2 separate regions of the Mus musculus genome follow, and region 2 is linked to region 1. The links are chromatin loops, found by intact Hi-C in ENCODE. Cell type or tissue: gastrocnemius. All regions are shown on one strand.

Region 1 (8,000 bases):
CCACTGCAGGTAGGAGTCTGTGGAGGAAGCAGCTCTGGCACCAGCAGAGGAAGGAGCCCTTACTATACTCCTGGGAAGATGGCCCTGTAGCAGAGTGATCTAGGCAGGGTCTCTTAGACATCCCAGCCTCTGCATTTCCACCCCATGCACAGCCAGGGGCCCAGTCATAATTCCATGCTTCCCGCTCTTTCCCCTGCCTTGTTCACAGAGTGCCCATCCAAGGCAACTGTGAAAGTGAGCCCTCAGCTGCATGGGGAAAGAGAGGGATATAGATAGCCTGTGAAAGAGAGAAAGATGGGGGGGGGGGAGGTGGGCACCACACTCAGGGAGGGAGCCACTGTCACTCAGACACAGCTGGATCAAGAGGCAGAGAAGTAAAAGTGGAGACAAGAGAAAGGCTGAGGTAGGAGCAGGTCCTGAGAGAGGAACTGGGTAGAAGGAAACAGCTATGTGTGGACAGAAGAGAGGGAAGGGCCAAGAAAGAGAGGCAGGGAACCCCACATAGATACACAGAGGACCAATAAGGACAAAGGTCACCTATGGCTCAGGGCCATAAACTGGGGCCAGGAAGAGGTGCAGGACAAGTGGGAGACAGCACAAAGGGCAGGTGAGAAGAGGCGGTGAGGAAGGAGGAAATGTGGGGAGGTGAGCACCATGTGGGAATGAGAAACTGTGTGTGTAGATCAGAGAAGGGAAGGGCAGGGCTGGCACTGAGCTCTGTCCGTGGAGGACTGGGGCCAGCAGCAGCCACTGGTCTGAGATCCCTCTGGTTGGCTATGCATTGCCTAAGGAGCCAGCTGCCCCAGGCTGCCTCCTACAGAGTCTGGAGGTTCCAGTCCTCAGTCTGTTATGGTTGCTGTGGCCACACCTGATTGTGCTCTCCTGAAGAGCCAAGATTTGGGGCACTGGTGGGTCCTGTGCAGAGTGAAAGCTGAGAGCAGGTCAGTGACCCCCGAGAGCCAGCCCCATGTAAGGAACTGGACTTCACACCCCAAGACAATGAAATCATTGTTCTGTGGGCCCCAAAGTTCCAGACAGGGTTGCCTTCATTTTAAAGAGGAGACTATAGCCTAATGAAGAGTCCCGACCACAGTGCAGTGTCTGGTGTGCGGCAAAGGCCAGAGAGGCCTGGGTGGGATGGACAGAGCCTTCCTTTCCAGTGGAATTCCCCTCCCATCATGGAGGTGACAGAATCTGAGGACAGGCTTGTCTCACATTCCAGATGTGGCCCCCAGCAACACCTCTGGCTGGGAGGCAAATGTCAGCTTCCCTGTGGGTTCTGGGGAAGAAGGGGGTCTAGTCCTACATTTGTTAGCAGAGTATAGAGTCACATCAGCCCCAGTCGTGCGGTAAGGCAGTGTCTTCTACAGCTGAGACAGAAAGGTTGGTGTTTGGCTTGAGAGCATCGGGACAAAGGCCTCCTTCACGGGTCTGTTAGAATAAGAAGGGGTGCCTTTTCTGAGCTGAAGTTGCTTGAACTCTACTGAAGGGCGTTTAGATTTCCCACGGGGGAAGCCATGATGCTGAGACCTCTGGATATTCACTGCTACTTCCTCCATTCCTCTGCTTCCATCCTTCTAACTCCCTTCCCCCAACCCACTCTCACATTGTTCTCCTGTTCTGGGCCAGGTCAGCACGGCAAGACTGCTATCAAGGAGACATGTGTAGTTCCGGGTCTTGGGGCTCATTATCGACTGCAGCAGTTGCTGTGGCTGCTGGACCATCAGGATCTGTGGATGTGTTTAGACAGATGGAGGAATTACAGATGGGCTCAGGAGCTGTACGCGGGATACTGGAGGTTGGTGCTTTCTCCCTGGAGGCTGAGATTTGCAACTCTAGGCTAGATTTGTAAACTGTCAAATCTCAAGGCATTTGAACTCTGCTCTGAGGGGGCAGTGTGAAGTTATAAGCCGTGATGGTCATGATCACAGCTGCCTGTGCTTTAAGAGGTAGGGGATTGAGCAGGAAGGGAACACAGAGATGGTAAGAGACACTGGAAGGGGATAGGATAATGTTAAAATGGATGATGGTGATGTTTGCTGACCCTGATGGTACCGATGAGGTGATGATAAAGGCAATGGCAGTAGTTGAGGGAGTGTGCTGGTGAAGATGGTGATGGTGGTGGTGTTGACAGCAATGGCAATGACAAAGTGATGATGTTGACCGTGATATTTGTGTGTTTGTGGTGATGGTATCGACGGTGTTGATGATGATTATGGTGATGGTAGTAGTCTTGGTGGTGGTAATGGTGATGGGTCATGGTGGTAATGTTTGTAATATTGGTGGCGATGTTTATGGTCTTGGTGGTGACAATGATGATAGTGGCTTTTTTTTTTTAAGTTGGCAGTGATGCTGATGATTATGGTGATGATAGTGGTGGTTGTGGTGCTGCTGTTGATGGTGGTGACAGCGATGGTGAAGGCTGTGGTTGTGGTAATGTTGGCAGTAGTGAATCCTGACCAGGAGAGAATCTAGAAGGTGCAGAAGAGCTGATGTAATGGTATTTGATGACAGGAGCCATTTGCATTAGGGGAGGTGTGAGGTGATGGCTTTGGATGTTCTTATAGCCTATCGGATATCTAGGTGGTGTCCAGTGGACAGTGAGTACTGGGATCTGGAATTTAGCCAGACAAAGATGAGAGCGGTAGAGAATACACCTGCTTTGGGCATGAGATGCCCGAGAGAGGGCACAGAGGGACAGAACCAGAGCCAGGGTCTCTGTGGCTTCCTGATGTTCAGAAGGGTTTCCGAGTCTCCAGGCTTCCTAGGCTCTGCCCAGGGGCTGGAATCCAGGCTTCTCTGCTTGCCTCTCACCAGTGTCACACTCAGTGTTTTTATTCCTCGCCAGGTTCTCAGGAGGATGACATTTGAAAAGGGAGCTCTGTGCTAAAAAAAAAAAAAATCTCTTTCTAACCCAGGTGAAGGAATTGCCATCCTGTGGGGTTAAGAGAAGGGCCTGGGTGACCCCTTGTGACAGCTGGTCCAGGCTGGAATCAATCTGGAGCTCTGCAAAGGGATCGTGGTGTGTGGAGCAGCCTGCGAATAGGGATCTCTTTATAAGGAGGCTCCCTTCTCCCTTAACAAGCCCAGCGAGTCTGCAGTGGGTCTGGTGGAGGGGGTTGCAGCAGAGACGGTGGCAGGGCTTGAGGAGGTGCCTGATTACAAGTCCTCTAAAACCTGGGCTATGGCTCCAGCCAGATGTCGTCCCAGTGAGCACGTGGCCCTGCTGTGGCCCCAGTTTGGCTGCCGATGACTGCCTGGCCTTTCCTGCCCTCTCCTGCCACAGGCCCTCACACCAGGCCGGAATGTCCTCAGGAAGCGGCATCTCGCTCTGCAGAGGGAGCTTTGCTTCTGGACTCCTGGCTGCAGCTCCAGCCAGGATGTTTTGCAATGAGCCTGGGGAAGCGTCCATTCCGGGAAGATCAGGGAGTGGACGGTGCTTGCCAGCAGGGGTCTGGGTGAGAGGGCAGCCACTGCCTGCTGGGCTGGGGTGGGACAGCCCATTCCTCAGGCCCTGTGGGACCTTGGCCTCTAAGCTGTTTATCTGTCTGTCTGCCTGTCCATCTGGATTAGAGGGGCTGGCTTGCTCACTTCAGTTCCCCAAAGGGCTCCCAACTGCAGGGCAGCTTGAGCCTTCTTTCGCTTTATTTCATCTTGGAATGTTTTTGAATATGACTCAAAAGCGATTACAAATTGAAAAGGTACGCCTGCTTCCAGCCACACTGCCCCTGCCCAGGATCCTGGGCCCCAGGAGTAAACTCCCTCAAGTCCCTTTTGTAGTTTGTTGTCTAGTGTTCTGTTTGCAAACAGAAGTGGCTGCTCCTACCCCAGAGGAATCATGCTATGTGCGATGCTTAGGGCTTTGTTCTCCAAAGGGCCACATGACTGTCTGCACAGGACTCCAGCAGGGGTCATCAAGCGCCATGTGGATCCCTCACATAGGACTGTCTGTATTTGCTTTGGAGGAACATGCTGGAGGTGCAAGGCTCTCTACTTTCTTAAGAGCCAGTCCCTTCTCTGGTCTAACCTGTTCCTCCTACTTTCTCATGTAGCCACATTGACAGGAGAAGACCCCGAGGAAGCATGCCCAAGGGAAAACTGTAAATGACAAAGCCGAGGACTTCAATTCAGGTGGACTGGGATTCGACTCTTTCCTCTTTGTCTGTTGTACTGTTGGGAACTTTAGACCTATGGAGTCTTCTATTTTTAGGAGCCAGACCTTCGAAAATTGGAGAGGGCCAGCCAGTATGTCAAGATCTCACGGCTGCCCTTCCCTCTTGTCCTGACACCTGAGCTCTCCTGTGTGTGAAGGATTTCCGCATGCCCAGAAGACAGCTTCAAGCTTCCAGAGCCAGGCACACTTATAGAAGAAAGGAATAAAACCATTTTACAGATGTGTATGCCGAGGCAGCTGAAAGCAATTGCTGACTTGGGTCATGGTTTAAGTCAGGGTGGGTTCTGGGCCCCTGGCCCTCACATGTCCCTACCCAGCATCCTCTTTACCTGCTCTTCCCCCATAGTGTCACTTTGTGCTTTGTCCCTGAAGGCTTTTACCTGTCTTCTCCACTTTTCTCAGCCTTGTTTACCTGACGGTTCCTTTCCTTGGTCTTCACTGGCTAAGGTCAGCCTCTGGTGTGTATGTATGTGTGTGTGTGTGTGCACATGTGTGTGTGCATGTGTGTATGTATGTAAGTGGGTGTGTATGTGTGAGTGTGTGTGTACATGTGTGAGTGTGTTATATGTGCGAGTGTATGTGTATGTGTGGGTATGTATATGTGAGTGTGTGTATGCATTCTGTGAGTGTATATGTAAGTGTGAGTATGTGTAAATGATTATGTGTGTATATATGGGTGGGTATGTATATGTGTGAGTATGTATACGTATGTGACTTTATATGTGTGTGTATGTGTGAATGAGTGTGTGTATGTGTGTGTGTTAACTGAAGCATGATCTTGGTGGTATATTATCCATGTTCCTTCAGAGTTATGTGTCTAGAATTCCACATGCCCTGTTAGGCTATCAATTCTTTTGAGGAAAAAAGTTGATAAATGGCCTTCGGTGACCCTCAAACTCTTGTGTTCCAAGGGACGATGAAACGCACAATCTAACCTGTTCTTCTGAGCCACCTTTGATGAGCAGAAGATCTTGGAACTCTCTCTCTCTCTCTCTCTCTCTCTCTCTCTCTCTCACTCATTCTCTCTCTCTCTCTCTCTCTCTCTCTCATTTTCTCTCTCTCTCTAGGCTTAATTTGCCCTCCTTTAAAGTAAGGCTAAGACTCTTTTTTTTTTTTTTAACTTCCAAAAAGCTCTGAGGGTGAAATAAAGTGTTCACTGGATTTCATGGGGCATAGTTTCTAGTTCTGAACACTCTAAATTTTCAGGCAAATCAATTCTGTCTGTTTATGGCTGTGTACATGTCTACTTGTATACACGTGTAAATCGGAATTTATTTTGGAGACTAGGGTGGTATATTTGAGTATGTAGTACTTGAATATGTTAATTAGAATTTAGTTGTAATTCTGTCCTTCCTATACCCCTTTATGGGCAGAACATGATTGGTCTCCTTTGTTTCAAATCCAGCTGTGCTGGCACCCAGAGTTCCCCAAATACTCTCTTCTTTGGTGCAATCCCATCTACAAGGCTCTGCAGAACCCCCATGACAAGTACAGAGCAAATGCATCCATCAATAGCACGGAAGTCAACAAAGCAGTGTCTCTATGGGTTACCCTTGGGGACAGAAAAATGATCTGCCATAAAGCCATTCTGCTCAGCCACAGTGACAGTTCACATGTAGTGGCATGTCCACACTTGGGAAAAGGCAGACTCAGAATTGGCAGGTCTGGGTGGGGCTGGTGTCCTGTTTTTGTGACAAGCTCCTGGGGATGTCATTGCTGGTCCAGGGACCACACTTTGCATAGCAGGATTATAAAGAATCCTCTGTGAGAACAAATTCCTCCCCATGTTCGTCCCTGCTGCTGTATTTGGAGACAGGTGACCACCTACAGCTGTTTCTGAATTAGGCCATCAAATATACCAGCAGGAAGCGATCTGGTCTTTCGATGCTAGACAATAAGTCCTGGCAGGGAGAGAATAGGCAGACAGGTTAGAGACTGCAGTGGATGAGGTACAGTGACCATTGTTGGAGACAGGAAGGTCCTTCAGGTCTGTGCGACATTGGTGGAGTCTTTCTGAGGAGATGACAATCTCCCACACTCCTGTTACTTCCCCTTTCTCAGCAAATAAGCTTTGAGTTTGTTAGTGGTTTAATTTTTTATTTATTAATTTTTAAAGAGACACTTCCCCCCTTTTTTTTTCCTTGGGTCTGGAGTCATTAAACAGGGATTAGCTGGATAAATAGAGGAAGTGATTTTTAAACTGTTTGCAAACTTAATGCGGAGAGCCCAGCCTTGCAAATTATCACATCTAATCAGAGGCCCTCGCTTCGCTGCTCCAGTAATTGTAGTGGTATTCGTCAAGTCCTTGTTGTCTCCTCATTAGCCGTGAAAAGGAGACTCAAGACATACTTCATTAGAGTGTCCTGAAATGCACGACTAACTAATGCAGAGATGGGGTTGGAGGACAGGAGGGCAGGAGGTGTGTAAGATAGACAGAGTGTCACACCCACATCTGAAACTGTGAGCTCCTCCTCTCTCTGCTTCATATGTGCCTTCTCAGCTTACCTGAGGGGAAGCAGATGGTGAAGGCAGGGCCCAGGGACTCAACAACTCAGAGGCTGACATCCAGGGTGGCTCCCCTGAGCCATTCCTTCCCTTGTCTGGGCTCAGTTTCTCCTGGCAGGGCAGTGAAGGAGGGTGACTGATTGCTGTCTCCTTTCTGATGTCCATGCCCTGGTTCTGAGTTCTGAGACCTGGGAGGACCCAGGCTGCTTGATGTACACAAACATTGCCTTCTGCTTCAACCATTTGGAGGCCTTTCTTGAAAGTTTGAAGACTCCATGTTGCTGTTGCTATTCTCTGAAGGAAGGACAAGCTTTGTAGGAGCTCACTTGTAAGTGGAGCCTGCAGTAAAATAGTCACAACCCAGAGCTGGAGAGTGGGATAGGAAGGGGAGCAGGGGGAGGGAGAGGAGGCGACAATATGAATGAGGAGCTGGGACAGTGAAGGCAATCCTGATTTGAGAATGCATCAAAATACCATATCATATGCCACATACAGTGAAATGCTCAAGGCTTGTGGGCCAATCCCAAATAAAGAGAAAAGAATTCTTTAATTATTTCATTTTCCTTTCTCTCCTCCATCCCTCCACTCCTTTGTTCCCACGCTGCCGCTCCCTCCCGCTTACCATCTATGGTATGTCTAGTCTGGCAACCATTTAAATTTAAATTAGCTGAAATGAAACTAAACCAGATCTGGTAGCTCAGGCCAAAATCCCAGTTACTCAGGAGGCTGAGGCAGGAGGATTGCAAGTTCAAAGTCTTTGTGGACCGCAGAGTGAGTTTAAGTCCATCCCAGGAAACTTCACTAGACCTTGTTTCAAAAATACGAAGTGAATCCTGAGCTGGGCTTAGTTCAGTGGCAGAGCCCCTGCTCAGCATGGACAAGGACCCAAGTTCAAGCCTAGAATGGCAAACATGCACATTGACAAACTGAACCAACCAAAACATTCATTTCCCAGTCGACGGGCCACTTTTGGGTGGCTCAACAGCCAACCTCGTCTGCTGGATGGTAAATGGAGATGTGGGCAATTCCACTGCGCAGCTGGCACCTTGCAGTTTGCCTGGGTTGACAATCCATGTGGGAGTGACTGAGAGGGGAATCAGAGCTGAGACGGCTCCCTTCATAGTGCTTACACTCTGCTGAGAGGGAGACCGCAAGGCCATTGTAGTTGGATGTAGCTGCAGCCAAGCAGCAGGTGATAGGTACCCCTGCAGTTAACCAGCTAGTGAGCTTCTGAGCCAGCCTAGTGACTGGAGAGAGGCAGAAGAGCAACTTGGTGAGCAGGGACTGCAGCATCCTGTCTGTTTGCACCTGTGTTTGAGGG
Region 2 (8,000 bases), 79 kb after region 1:
TGCCTTAAAGTGAGGGAAGTGGTGAAGTCATGCTTCCACTGTGGACGGAACTGTCGATCCTAGCATCCTTTGTAGGACTCTGTAACACAAGGTCTGTACATCCTTTGAGGAAGGGCACAGACATATATGTATCAGCGGGTCAGTTACATGTCACCTGGGAAAACGAGTAGCAGGCAGTGTTGTAGAACACTGTCAAGGCTCTTCTTGGAGATGGCAGGACGCTAAGGCAGCAGCAGCAGCAGCAGCAGCAATGACCAGTTGGAAGAAGATCCGTGCTGTGTGCTCAGCATGGGAAGCAAGGTGGCATCCTGCATGTAGTGACCACATGGATTGGTGTCCTGAGGACTATTCGGCTAAGAGCCCAGCTGTGCCCTGGCTGTCTTGCCGCTGCCCATCTGCCAGTCTATCCACCAGGCCTGTGATCTTCCTCACCTTCTATGGAATAAATCCCTGGCTGCTTCAAACTGACCAAGCAGGAGTCTGTCGCTGGCAACCCAGAAGCTTGGCTGACACTCTGAATGACTCTCAGCAGATGTGTGTTCCCAGAAGAGAGGTCGAGGCACGTTCCTGCTCCCCCTGGGATCTAGGAGCCTGGAGTTGGACCTTTGGCTTTCATAATGGGAGGCAGAAGCCTAGAATTCCCCTCCACCAAGACCACACACAGCGGGGAAGAGGCAAATTCCAGAAGGAACACAGGCTACTGTTAAATGAGGAGTGTGGGAGCACAGTTAGCAAAACAGGACACATGTGCGCTAACCAGTCTCTTTTATCCAAGTAAATAGAGTGTGCATCTTATGCGCAGGAAATGGATCTCTCTCTTCCTTCAAGTACACCACACGCACACTGCAAGCCGGATGCGTGCAGACACGGTAAAGCCTGCGGGATACAGCACTGACTGCCCTCCAGACTCCCTGGAGTAAAGGCACCAAGGATGGCTCCAGAGAAAAGGCAGGATGAGTTAGGCCTTGGAGGAGGACTGCGGGGTGGGACAAAGAGAGCAGGGGACGGAGCCACAAAAGCTTAACATGGTCTCAGCATCACACAGGGCCACAAGCACAGGCTCAGAGGAGAAGTAGGGGCACAGTGGGGCAGTGTCTGTGGGAAGATGAAAGTTTGGGGAGAGAGACTGAGGGTCAGACTGGGGTTTGGAAATATGAGCTTGAACATACTATAGCAATGGGTCAGGGGACATGTTCCTTCAGGAAAGTTAGGCCAGTCTCTGAGAAAGTTGTGTGGAAGGTGAGCAGCATGAGCAGTGGCTGGAGACTGACACAGTGCCAGAGAGAGGAAGCCGGGGCTGCAGGTTGGAAGCCTCGCCTATGGATGGCCTGGAGCCCCAATTAAGAATCTGCTGGAAGAAGCGCATGTGTCCAATATTGGGGCCTTTGGTGTGGAGGAGCTGGGAACCACTAGCAGTCAAACTCTGCTGCTGTTCCCAGCTCTGCCCAGCTTGCTAGCTGTCTGCATTTTCCTTTGCTTTCAGCCACGGTGACTTCCAACAGTGCTCTGCAGAATCTCCAGGACTTCCCAGAAGAGGCCCGTCAGAGTCTGCCTTACATGTAAAAGTTCTGCTTCAGATGTTTGTCATCTAAGAGATCCTGCCGTTAAAGTCCATGCCAGAAAAAAAAAATCAATGGATAAGCTTTCCAAGTTCCCATGTGGCTCTCTTACCACCCTGGGTGACTAACATGGCCTGGTTTGCCACACACAAGTTTCATTTTATCTAACCCCATGTTAAGATGACCACACCCAGATAAGCTAGAGGGTCGGTACCCTCAGTTTTAACATTCTGCTCTTAAAAGACAGGCTACCGTCTGGAGAGGTCACGGGGGGGGGGGGGGCGCGGCAGGCTGAACACTGGGGCTAGTGGCCTCTGCTGCCGTGGAAGTGGCAAGAGCCTCCTGAAGGAGTTGGGCAGGAGACCCCTAAGGCAACTGGGACAGCTACATGAGGCATGGGAGTCTCTGGAGCATAAGAGATTAGTTGATGCAGTCTGGATTGCTAGGACTGCTTCCCTGGGACTGGAGCCACTGGTCTGGTGTCAGGATCCAGAGAACCCTAATATCGTCTGCCTAACCCCACAGCAGCACATCCTCACGGATAGGCACAAGGCCAGAGATGTTCAAGGATAAGTCAGTGGCTCCACAGAGCATGTGCGGTTCAGGCTCCCTGCCCCACCAGACTTGCTCATCTCATCCGTGGAACTCCAGCTCCAGCTGTAGCCTCCCTCCTGGAGGTCAAGGATGGCACAAGGAAGGAGTGGCTTAGACACTAGCTGCTTCCCACTGGTCAGGGCTGCTACAGTGCTTCCTCTTGAAAAGAGGCTGGGAAATGGTGTGTTTCAGCTGAGTGGAACCAAATCAAGAGAGAGAGAGAGAGAGAGAGAGAGAGAGAGAGAGAGAGAGAGAGAGAGAGAGAGAGAGCACTCTTGTTTGGATAATTCGCGGAGTCCTCAGGAGGTTCTTAGAGGATTCTAAATACACTGGCCATCCAATCTCCCTATCACAGGAGCTTATGTCTCAGAGTCCCCTGGGTCCCAAGTGCCATAGATGCCAGGCTTGGCATGATCCACACTGCTGGGGTGCCACCAACAGGCTGCCGGAAACCCCATTTCTTTTCTCTTCCCAACAAAGCCAGATGGCAGGCAGTGTGACTCCATCTCCGGCAAAGTCCAGGGGACTTTGTCCCCTCCCTGCTTGGAAGGCTGTGCCCCCCTCCTGATGCACTTCCTGTGGCCCACAGCCCAGCCTCTCTGTGAGTGAGATCCGCCCTTCCCCCTCCCGCGCAAGCCCAGAGCGAGTCAGCCCATCTGGTTCTATTTCACTTCGTGTTACTCATCAGGATGTGTTTGCCAGGAGTTATTTGATGTTCAGGAAGAATTCTGAAGCTTTTGAAAAGAGGTAAATAAAATCCTTTATCCCCCAAAGAGTCGTGAAATTGTGTTTTGCTCAGGAGGTGGCAGGCAGCCATGTGAGGTCTGGAGGCCCCTGCCTAGCCAGGCACAGGGGCTGGAGTTTCAGGATTTGTTCTTCTGTCAGTCAGTCTGCATCTCCACTCCTCCAAGCCCTTCCTGATGCTCTCTGGGGATGCCCGAATTTGGGAACAGATGAGGGCTGCCTGTGGGGACAGCCCAGCCTGTCTCTTGCTCTTCAGCCAAGAAAGCTTTTAGGGAGCTCGCTCCTTCTGGTCCTCAGCCCTGTCACTCCACAGCCGTGCATATGAGCTCCAGGGGAGGGACCAGAGGGAGCCGTGTTCCCTGCCACAGAACAACCTGTGAGGGTGACTGACAGAGGGCCTGGGTTGGGGGAGCTCACCCCATCTGCTAGGGTCTGGATATCACAAAGCAAGGGAGCTGACATTCCTCCAAGCTCTTGTGAATGGCAACAGACATCATAGATGCTAGGAGACCCAGAAGGGCAGGCTCTGCCCCTGAGACTGTCCTACAGAGGAAGGTCCCACCCCCTTTAGCATCCATTTCTCCCAGAGTCCATGCAGCCTCCTATTTCTGCCCAGAGAAGTTTCAGTGCAATGTTGAAGTTATCCCTGACAAGGGCTGGATCCTCAGGTCTCCTTAATCCAAGGTGGACCCCTCTCTACCTTTCTGGGGGCCCTTAACCGTCCTGTTGAGAAGAGACCAATATTTGTATGATTGGTTGCTGCTTGGTCAGAATCTGAGGGTTTACTTCCACCCAAAACATCCCTATTCTATGCAATGCCCCCCACATAAGCAGCCAGGCAGAGGAGTGTGGGCTCACCCCTGTACCTCTTGATCTGTCCTCCCTATTTACAGGGATGCCAGAGGGCTCCTCCACAGCCCGGGGCAGTGTCATCTCAAATCCTACAGTACGTGAGGCTTCCCACCCACTGCATCCCTCGTGACAGCTTACAACCCTGACTATTAAACATTGATCACTCAAATTTAACATCCTATCTTCCCTTTGATATCTTCAACTGCTCTCTGCATAAGACAACAAGCCTCTTTCTGCAGCTCCGTATGAGGGAGACTTCAAAGACTTCTTCCAGGTCCCTCAGCACTGCAGTTCTGGGATTCTGCCAGCGAGACTGTCAGGAGGAAGGTTTAAGGCATCCTCTGCTGGCAGCATCTTTGGGACTCAGGCCTGTGGGGAAAGCTCCATGCATTAAGTCCTGGATTCTGGAGTGATCTGTGCATCATTGGGAAGTCAGTCAATGGCATGATAATTCTTTTCTAGAAGTATCTGTGGATCATGGCAAAGGATTTAATTCAGAGGCAGAGGCATTGGGCTTATATCTTTGAGGAGCCAGGCCTGTGTCCCTGAACTGTCCCCTGTCCAACTCTGGGTCCTCAGGAAAGTTCTGGATTCCTATCTGTTAAATGGATATGATCATTCTTAGCTCTCAGCAAAGTCCTTGAGCAGAGGGTGTGGGTACCTGGCCCATCACAAGATGCCATTCTGCTCTCTCTTGGTCCCACACGGGGTGGGCACATTCCTGGACAAGAAGCGTCAGTGACAGAGTGTGATAGGAAACATTGAACTCCTGAGAGCCAGACACTTGAGAGTCATAGCTGGCAGCCTGATCACCCGTCATTATCATCCTGTCCCTCACACGATCGGCAGGGGGCTTGTACTTTATTGTACCTATGTTAATTAGCATAGCTACCGTCTATGAAACACATCCCATGGGTCAAGGCCGAACAAAGTGATTGACCAGTGTCACCTCACATCAGCTCTAGGAGTACCTCAAAGGTAGCCTTCCTCATGGGACCTATTTCTGCATGAGCGTCTTCCTGGATAACAGACTCTACCTCGTGTTAATGGCCGTGTGGGGCTTGAAGTCAGGTCAGTGGGGCTGAAGTTCCAGCTCTTGTCTCTGTTTTCTAACTGTAGTGACATACTCCCAAAGGCACATGGTGTGTGTCTCAGTGCCCTTGGGGTTTGCAGTGGAAGATGTCATGGTACGGAGAGATGGAACAGAGAGTGAAAAAGACCTGTCTGTTCAATTTTGCACACCGTTTCTTTTTTGAGTAGCCATCTCAAAAAAACTGTTAACATTGTAAAACACCAGTTACAAGGTCATGGCTCCAGATTCCTTAGACTTCAAGAATAGACTGTGATGTTCCTGATCTCTAGAACTCTGTGGCCTCTAGCCCTCTGAGCTGCTGGGGTTGCTAGGAAAGGGACTGCTATCCCTTTGTGGGGTGTCCCCCCTGGGAGATGCTACTTGCAATGGATGATCTCTGAGTTTGGGGGAGCACTAGAATCTCCATTCTGTTCCTGAAGCATCCCCAGTGGACCCCAGAAGCTTGACTCACTGGCTCCACTGCCTCCTACTGGGGTCACACAGACTGCATCTGCCCCTTTGTCAGAGATTTTAGAGTAGTGTTTTTGCCCAGGGGTTCCAAGGTCAAATGGCTCCAGCTCCTCCCTTCAAAGCTTCCCTTGGTGTTTGTCTCCGCAGCTTCTAACTTTGCAGGACAGAGTGGGAAATGGAGACTGGGAGGAAAGAAAGGTGGTGTCATATACCTGCCGGAGAGCTGCTGGGGCTAAGGCTAAGGCATAGTACCTGGTTGCAGGAGGGAAGGGATGGATAGCCAGGAAGATGAGTGACAGCAGTTCTCCCCCAGAAGCCCTTCCCATCCCCCCATGGAGAACTCAGCATGGCAAAGCCCTTGGAGGGTACCCCACCTTGATCAGAAGCTTTCCCTGTGCTATGGGGAAGTTGCTGGTGTCCCCTAAATTGTAGGGCTGAGTTCTCCAGATGGAGCTTATCAGTGTCTAACCTGCTGCGTGCCCTTAATGAGGGAGGCAGACACTTGCCTGTGAGAGGAGCCCTCATGTCATAATGTTGACTTGCTGACTTATGACCGTTTCCAAATGGCTAGTTGACGCAGAGTCAGAGGAGCAATCCTCTAGCAACACCGCTCTTTGTGGGGTATCTGAAATCCCACATATAAAAACATTCCATCCCCCCTAAATGGTCTTTTGTCATTTTTGTAGATTTTCTTTGCTTTCTGTATAATAAGGAAGGGCAATGAATGAGGTAGATGGTGGACTGGCTTTGGGGTCTGAATTAGGACTTACATCATCTTCTCTGTGATTTGGGGCAATTTAATTACCATCTCCAAAACTCAATCCTTTGCTTGGGAAACAAGGTCAACAATGCATGACTCACGGAGTGTCTGGAAAGACCAAAGGAAGAGGCATTGGCAAACTGCCAAGCATTGGTATACAGAGGGTGCTCAATAAGTATCAATGAATGAGATAACAACTTCCTGATGTGGAGAAGACAAGATGTCTAGATACCTCTTTGTGAATAATCTCTTGATCAGAGCCTGGGGCTAGGAGCTGGGGCTGTGGATGGGGTTTTCTTGAGGGGAGCAGCTGAGGGAATTGGAGAGGCCAGGAGCTGCCTATGGCCGTCATTCAGTACTGACCCACTGGCTGGCAGTGTGTATTAACACGCCTAGGATTGGTTTGTGGAGAATCTGCACAAAGCATCAAGGAGCGGGGGCAACCTGCTCTCAACTCCTCTGGAGCATAGTCCCCAGAGATCCGACAGCAGGCTCAGCTCTGAGCCTGACCCTGGGAAACATAACAAACTAACCCATTATCCCCCATTATCATTCCCGTGCAGCTTCATTTGTCAAACCACACTGCTGTTGGAGGAGGCTTGATGGAGGACCCCAGCCTGTATCTGTGCTATGGTGCCTAAGCCCAGATCTGCACTAGAGTGAGAAAAGTTGCCTGCAGACTGTTCCATATTGGGGGCTTTGCACATCTCTTTGAATGCTAACTGCCTGGGAATTAGATAGCTTTGTCTGTTGTCGTCGTCGTTGTTGATCCGGTCAGCCATAAAGGGGGTGACAAAGAAAATGAAAGACCTGGCCTGAGATCACATCGTGGTCAGAAACTGTGAGATGAGTACTGAAGCGTGAATGTGGCTCCAGAACTGTGTAACCTCTATGTGGCGTTGTCTACAAGGAGGGGTTAAGCAAAGCCCACTACTGCCATCTTTTACCCAACCCCCACCCCAGTACCAATCTTACTAATCAATATTTCATTATCTCCATGCTCGAGGAAACTGATGTCGGCTTCCTTAAGGGACTTGCTCAAAGTCACACATGCGATATCATGTGAAGTGGCATTTGAGGCCAGGTTTATTCCTCTTCCGAGTCCCCAGTGCTGATCATTCTTTTAGGATCAGCCTACATTCATTCATTTATCAAACCTTTCCTCAGAGGCTACTACAGAAAAAAGCTGTTTTGGTTTTGTTTGTTTGGTTTTTGTTAGACACATAGCATTACAGAGGTGGCCATATGCATGGTCTTTGACCTCAGAAATCTCATCTAGCCCTCCATCTATCAAGAGACTCCTTGACCATGCTCTCTCTGACCTTGTCCTCTGAGTTCATGTGGATCCAGCTTTTAAAGAGGCAGGACAGGCAGGGGAGGGGGTACTTCCATGGAGGGATATGAATAAGGACTCCTTTTGCCTCAGCCCTTAGGAGTTCTCTCTGTTTGCTCCCTGCTCTGTGTGTCACCTCCATAGGCATCTCTGGTCCTTCCATGGAATTGGATAATAAAATAGCCTAGAGAGTGCAACGACAATTGACTTGCAAACTTTGACATACTTCACCTCTGAACACATCCCACTGGCCAAAGCAAACTACCTTTGAAATGACTAAATTCAAAGTGGGTTGAGAGATTCACATCCTACAAGCTTCAAAGAAGAAGAGAACTGGAATATTCATTAATCACCCAGATACTTAAATACCCAAACCCAGCCCAACCAACCAACCAACCAATTAATCAAACCCAGCAAAATACTAAAGTTTGGGCATGGAGCTTTTTCTCCAAGTCTTGAGTGCCAAGTGGCTCCTGATACAACGTTCAGAGGTGGGAAGGGGCAGGGCGGGATTCTAAGGGCTCTGGTCTCATAAGAGGACAGCTCTGTTGATGGATTCATAGCTGAACGTTCTCTTTCTTAAAGGGGGTGAAAACAGGGAGATGAATCTTGACT

The links. Hi-C counts contacts between places; a loop is a spot of excess contacts. Peaks named below come from ENCODE experiments on the same cell type or tissue, not always from the same donor. Only the 100,000 strongest peaks of a DNase experiment are listed, where the experiment ranks them.
Region 2: it touches region 1 in a loop (1.9-fold over the local background); 3 of 42 quality-filtered maps call a loop at or near these places.

What each region holds. Positions count from the first base shown.
Region 1 is chr14:25,300,019-25,308,018 of GRCm38, reverse strand. The region is part of intron 2 of Zmiz1os1 (a long non-coding RNA gene); the gene reads left to right. LOC115486423 (a long non-coding RNA gene) reads left to right here. Exons shown (of 2, transcript XR_001781198.1): 1 at 1-607; 2 at 1,630-4,398. Among named protein-coding and RNA genes, the nearest start is that of Gm41113, 75 kb to the left of the region's middle. In gastrocnemius, a CTCF peak has its summit at 3,365; a DNase peak (open chromatin) is centred at 3,350; H3K4me3 peaks cover 507 bases; H3K27ac peaks cover 3,757 bases.
Region 2 is chr14:25,221,471-25,229,470 of GRCm38, reverse strand. No RefSeq gene overlaps it. Among named protein-coding and RNA genes, the nearest start is that of Gm32379, 14 kb to the right of the region's middle. In gastrocnemius, no CTCF peak of the experiment used is centred here; DNase peaks (open chromatin) are centred at 2,175, 2,695, 3,041, 4,053 and 1 more place; H3K4me3 peaks cover 1,036 bases; H3K27ac peaks cover 3,991 bases.